2 separate regions of the Homo sapiens genome follow, and region 1 is linked to region 2. A link is a contact called in ENCODE Hi-C or POLR2A ChIA-PET data. All regions are on one chromosome and are shown on one strand. Each heading gives the region's core, a stretch centred on a gene start or an enhancer-like site at or near the end of the contact. The rest is flanking DNA. Distances are from core to core; before and after follow the strand shown.

Evidence for each region. Hi-C counts contacts between places; a loop is a spot of excess contacts on that map. ChIA-PET counts read pairs that join two places held with the same protein, here RNA polymerase II (POLR2A). Pooled maps may share reads with other maps.
Region 1: a loop to region 2 is called in a pooled map, with 5 times the contacts of the local background. The contact joins the enhancer-like site here to the promoter of PRTN3 in region 2. A Hi-C loop is called at or near these places in 1 of 50 pooled maps. POLR2A ChIA-PET finds 5 or more read pairs at or near these places in 4 of 52 experiments (BJ, H1, HEK293 and 1 more).

Annotation. Positions count from the first base shown.
Region 1 is chr19:1,056,106-1,058,805 of GRCh38, reverse strand. It overlaps ABCA7 (ATP binding cassette subfamily A member 7), which reads right to left. Exons shown (of 47, transcript NM_019112.4): 32 at 2,563-2,700; 33 at 2,307-2,476; 34 at 1,722-1,899; 35 at 1,377-1,492; 36 at 747-891; 37 at 537-660; 38 at 59-188. Among named protein-coding and RNA genes, the nearest start is that of ARHGAP45, 9.7 kb to the left of the region's middle. RefSeq lists an enhancer at 2,123-2,622. Within about 2 kb of position 1,450, at least 4 of the 41 ENCODE cell types and tissues checked have a DNase peak (open chromatin) inside an H3K27ac peak, as active enhancers do.
Region 2 is chr19:839,734-842,433 of GRCh38, reverse strand. PRTN3 (proteinase 3) reads right to left here and starts at 1,435. Exons shown (of 5, transcript NM_002777.4): 1 at 1,365-1,435. The coding sequence starts at 1,425.

The DNA.
Region 1 (2,700 bases), core at 201-2,700, 220 kb before region 2:
TCTGTGGGCTTAAAGTAGGTCCTTGGCCCCTGCCACCCTCTCCATAGACCTCACTAACTGTGGCAGGAGTTGGCTTCGGTGCTGCAGCAGTAGTGTGAAGAGAAGGAAGAGGGGCCCCTGTATCACCATGGCCAAGAGGTTCTTGCCGACCACCTCCCAGCGCAGGGGTGACTGGAACTGCCTGTCTCCTGTGGATATAGAAAGGAGGGACTGGGTCCATGAGAGTCTTGGTTTCTGGCCCTTTCTCCATCCATGTCACTCTGGATTCTTAAGGGAAAGGAACACAAATTGGATAGGCCACTCAGCTGGAGTCTAATTGGCATAGAAAACAGAAGAGGCCTCTTGTGATGTAATCTAAGAATTAGCTTTTTATGGCTGCTTTCTTGTACCTCCAACTTGGCCCAACCTTAGGGCCACCTAAGAACCCTGGCTGTCTCCCTGGGGGGCTGTTTTTCTCCACTCTGTATAATTAACTCTAGGTCTCCAAGGGTGCTAGCTATCTGTAGCCATGGCCCCACCTGACAGGAAGTTCTCACCCAAGCGCTCAAAGGCATCAGCCATGGCCTGGTTCCGCACCATGTCAATGAGCCCCCGGCCCAAGCAGAAGTGGGGGAAGATAAGGAAGACCTGTTTCAAGATCCGGCTCACCTCCTGCAGCTTCTGCTCAAGGGTGGGAGACGGATGTTGGTCAGGGGCTGAGTCCAACGACCCAACCCAGCCCAAGCCCCAGCCTCGTGGTGCCCCACCTGATCAGAGAAGAGCTCAAGCACAAAGGTGGCCATGCTTCCATTGATGCCAATAAAGAGGTTTATGCAGGTGAGCACCACATAGGCTGTGCTGGGCACGGAGAAGAAGAAGGAGGCTGGGTACATGAGCGGTGTGATCGACCAGCTGAAGGGACAATAGGAGTCACTGGAGTAACCACTCAGACTGAGAAGCCCTGAGAGGAATAAAAATCTCCATTCCCATCTTCTCTGCCTTAGACCTTGACATTTTCACCCAAAGCACATTTCTGTTTTTTTTTTTTTCTTTCTCTCTTTCTCTTTCTCTCTCTTTCTTTCTTTTTTAGAGGTGGGTCTCTCTATGTTTCCCAGGCTGGTCTCAAACTCCTGGCCACAAGCAGTCCTCCTGCCTCGGCCTCCCAAAGTACTGGAATTACAGGCATGGGCTGCCTTAGAACTCTACTAATATGAGTCAGGATAAGATGAGCTTTTAAGGCCACCTTGGCACACCACTGAATTGGATCACACACGGCATCACCTCAGACCTCCATATCCTCTCCTTGGGAGTCACTGCAGAGTTCTATCTCAGCAGCATTAATGTGGAAGGCAGTAAGGGGTCAGTAAGAATAGGCCCTGAGGGACTGGGGGCCTCACCCATACAGTAGTAGCAACAGCAGGAGAGCAGGCAGGTTGGCAGGGGCCACATATGCCCTCTGCTGGAAGGCCAGAAAGATGAGCACCACGATGCATGCTGGCACCAAGTAGTTACACTGCATTGGAGATGGCAGTTACCTTTATCAGCCTAAAGAGGTGGGCACTGCCACCCTCAGCCCTGTTCCCACCCTGACCTCCTTGCTTTTTGAGTAGGAAGGCACAAAGTCTCCCACAATCCTCAAGACTTTACCCAGGCCATCTTGGACAAGCCCCTGCCTACAAGGGGCCAGACAGGGCAGTGGCAAGCAGTGGCTGGGCCCCCACCCGTCCAAGCAGCCCCCGCACCATGTCCCAGAGAAAGTTGCCAAGCCAGTAGAGGGTGGGGGACAGGCCCCCCATGAGCTGCAGGTGCTTGGCTCGGGTGACTCGCTCCTCAATGAGGACAAGAGTGAAGCTGGCCGGGACAAAGGACATGGCAAAGACCACACAGATGGAGACGAGGACGTCCACCGAGGAGGCCATCCTGGAGGTGAAGACATGAGAGCTGTTGTAGGGTGAGGGTGCATGGGTTGCTCAGAGCAGAGCTGAACACGCCATTGATGGGACAAAGGTCTATGGGGCAGTCAGCAGTGGCAGAGATGGCAGGGGCAATTTAGGGATGAGGGTGCCTGGGATTTGGCAGCAGAGGTTGTACAGGTCTCAGGCAGGATAAAGGTTGGTGGGATGAGGATGTGTGGGGGAGGCTGGGGCCCGCTGAGTCTGAGGAGGTCCCATTTCCCTGGCTTAGGGAGCAGAGGAACAGTTTCTATCCCCCATTTATAAAGCAAGAGTGTGTCAGGGTTCAAATCCAGCTCCCACCACCCCAAACGACAGAGAAATGGAGGCAGGGTAGGACGTGCAGGGTAGGACATGCAGGGTGGAGGGACTCACAGTGCACCCTCAGACAGCTGCTCCTTGGTGAGGTTCAAGGGGTGGTTGAGTGTGGTGATGCTGTGGGCGTGGCGGGCCGGGCCTGGGGGCAGGTGAGCACGGAGGATTGCGTTGCTGGCTCGGTTGACAAAGGCCACCATGGAGTGCCAGCCTTTGTTGTTGAACCAGATCTGGGTGGGGGTCAAGGTCATAGGGTCAGAGCAATGGGGTTGGACCTTGCTGTGACAGGACGCCCACCTGCCCCCCCAGTTCCCACCTTGAGACTGTCCTGAGCATCCAGGCTGTGAGCCCAGGCTGTGAGGTTTTTCAGGACACGGTCGAGGGCCCCGCCAGGCAGGGGACTCAGCAGCGCCCACAACTCCTCCACTGAGCGGCCCAACTCTTGGCCCGAGGG
Region 2 (2,700 bases), core at 186-2,685:
AAAAAAAAAAAAAAAAAAAATCCTGGGCGCAGTGGCTCATGCCTGAGTGAGACCCCATCTCAAAAAAACAAAACAAAACAAAATAAAAAAAAAGAAGCAAAAAAAAAAAAAAAAATCAGCCAACAAAGAGACCCATTTTGCAGATGAACAAACTGAGGCATTGAAAATCCCCCTCAGGTCAGGAGTTCGAGACCAGCCTGACCAACGTGGTGAAACCCCATCTCTACTAAAAATACAAAAACTAGCCAGGTGTGGTGGTGTGTGCTTGTAATCCCAGCTACTCAAGAGGCGGAGGCAGGAGAATCATTTGACCCCAGGAGGCTGAGGCTGCAGTAAACTGAGATTGCACCACTGCACTCCAGCCTGGGCGACAGAGCAAGATTCCGTTTCAAAAAAGAAAAAAAAAGGGCCAGGCGCGGTGGCTCACGCCTGTAATCCCAGCACTTTGGGAGGCTGAGGCAGGCGGATCACGAAGTCAGGAGATCGAGACCATCCTGGCTAACACCTTGAAACCCCGTCTCTACAAAAATTACAAAAAATTATCCAGGCATGGTGGTGGGCGCCTGTAGTCCCAGCTACTCGGGAGGCTGAGGCAGGAGAAAGGCGTGAACCCGGGAGGCTGAGCTTGCAGTGAGCCGAGATCGCGCCACTGCACTCCAGCCTGGGCGACAGGGCGAGACTCCGTCTCAAAAAAAAAAAAAAGAAAAAGAAAAAGAAAATCACCCTCAGGATAGGGACCTGAGGGGGCCCATGCTCTCTTCTTCCCCTGATTCCAGCATCACTAACTCCTCGACCCTTTCACTCACTCACTCATTCATTCATTCACTCATTCATTCGTTCACTCATTCACTCATTCACTCATTCATTCACTCATTCACTCATTCATTCACTCACTCATTGATTCATTCACTCATTCATTCGTTCACTCATTCACTCATTCACTCATTCATTCACTCACTCATTGATTCATTCACTCATTCATTTGTTCACTCATTCACTCACTCACTCATTCATTCACTCATTCATTCATTCATGCATATTCACTGAGCATTTGCTGAAGGCTGGGTGCTGTCCAGGAATTCGCCTGTTACTAGCTAATTCCCAAAACAGCTCCTCAGGAGGGAAGGGCTGGGTTTTGCCCGTTTTACAGATAGGCAACTGAGTCAAATGGCCAGGGCTCCCCCTTGCCCTTGTCCTCCCCACCCCTGCAAGCGTTGGTCCCGAGCAGTGAGTGGAGTCTCCCCTGACCCTGCCTCAGTTTCCCCAGCTGTGCCAGAAGGGCTTTGGATGGACCTCGTGGTGGATATTTCCCCACAATCCACCGGGGCCTGGAGGCTGGATGGATGGGCACGTGGCTCACTCACCGCTCAGCAGCAAGGCCAGCAGCACGGACGCCAGGGCAGGGCTGGGGGGCCGGTGAGCCATGGTGGGGTCCAGGGTGCACCCACGGTCAAGCTCCTCTTATAGCCCAATGCCAGAGGCCGTTGAGTTGCCCAATGCCCAGGCTGGGTCCCCACTTCCTCCTTTTGCCTTGGGAGCCTGGGAGTCAGAACGGACTCCGGGGAGGAGGTGGGGGCTTTGGGCTCAAGGTCCCAACCTTTGTGGGGGCGGGGAGGCTGGCTGTCACCCACCCAAGTCGGGGGTCCCTGGCCAGGTGGGCAACATGGCCACAGCCCTCAGAGCAACACATGCCCACGTGCCACCCACAAGGAGACGCCTCCCTGACGAGGTCCCTGTGGCCCCAGCAAAGCCGGCCGTGGCAGGTGTGTCCCGTGGGTGGGTGAGCTGGAAACGGACAGACAGCAGGACGTAGCAGGGGACAGGATGCAGAGCTCGGGAAGGCAGGGCCCCACCACGAGTGCCCTCAGTGCCTCACCTGAGGCCCCAGCGAACATCCTCCTGCCAGTTTTGTCTGGGGGTTTTCTTCCCCCTTTAAGGCCAGGATTCTCAATCAAGAGGTGATTCTGCCCCCAGGGGACCCTGGGCGAGGTCTGAGGACACCTGTGGCTGTCACGAAAGGGGAGCTCCTGGCATGGAGTGGGTGGAGGCCAAGGATGATGCCTAGCACCCTGCAGTGCCCAGGACGGGCCTGCCCCAGAGAAGGATCCAGCCCCGATGTCCACAGGGCCCAGGGGAGAGACCAGTGTTCATTATTTGGGGAAAAAAATGGCCAGGTGCGGTGCCTCACACCTGTAATCCCAGCACTTTGGGAGGCCGAGGCGGGTGGATCGCCTGAGGTCAGGAGTTCAAGACCAGCCTGGCCAACATAGTGAAACCCCATCTCTACTAAAAATACAAAAATTAGCTGCGCGTGTTGGCGGGCGCCTGTAGTCCCAGCTACTCAGGAGGCTGAGGCAGGAGAATCACTTGAGCCTGGGAGGCGAAGGTTGCAGGGAGCCAAGATCGTGCCACTGCACTCCAGCCTGGGCAACAGAGCAAGACTCCATCTCAAAACATAAATAAATAAAAATAAAAAATAAAAAATCCAGTCTGCCCCCTGCTCACACCGGACACCAGAATAAACTCCCGATGGGGCGTACGGCATAAACCCGGGGGACCCCAGCTCCCGGGACTCGCCTCCTCTCTCCCTCCCACTCAGGGTGTGGATTTCAATGTGTGCAGCCTCCTGGGACCTCAGCAGGGCAGAGGATCATGGGACTCAGAGTCTCTTGGGGTCTGTGGAATCCTCTAACCCTGGGG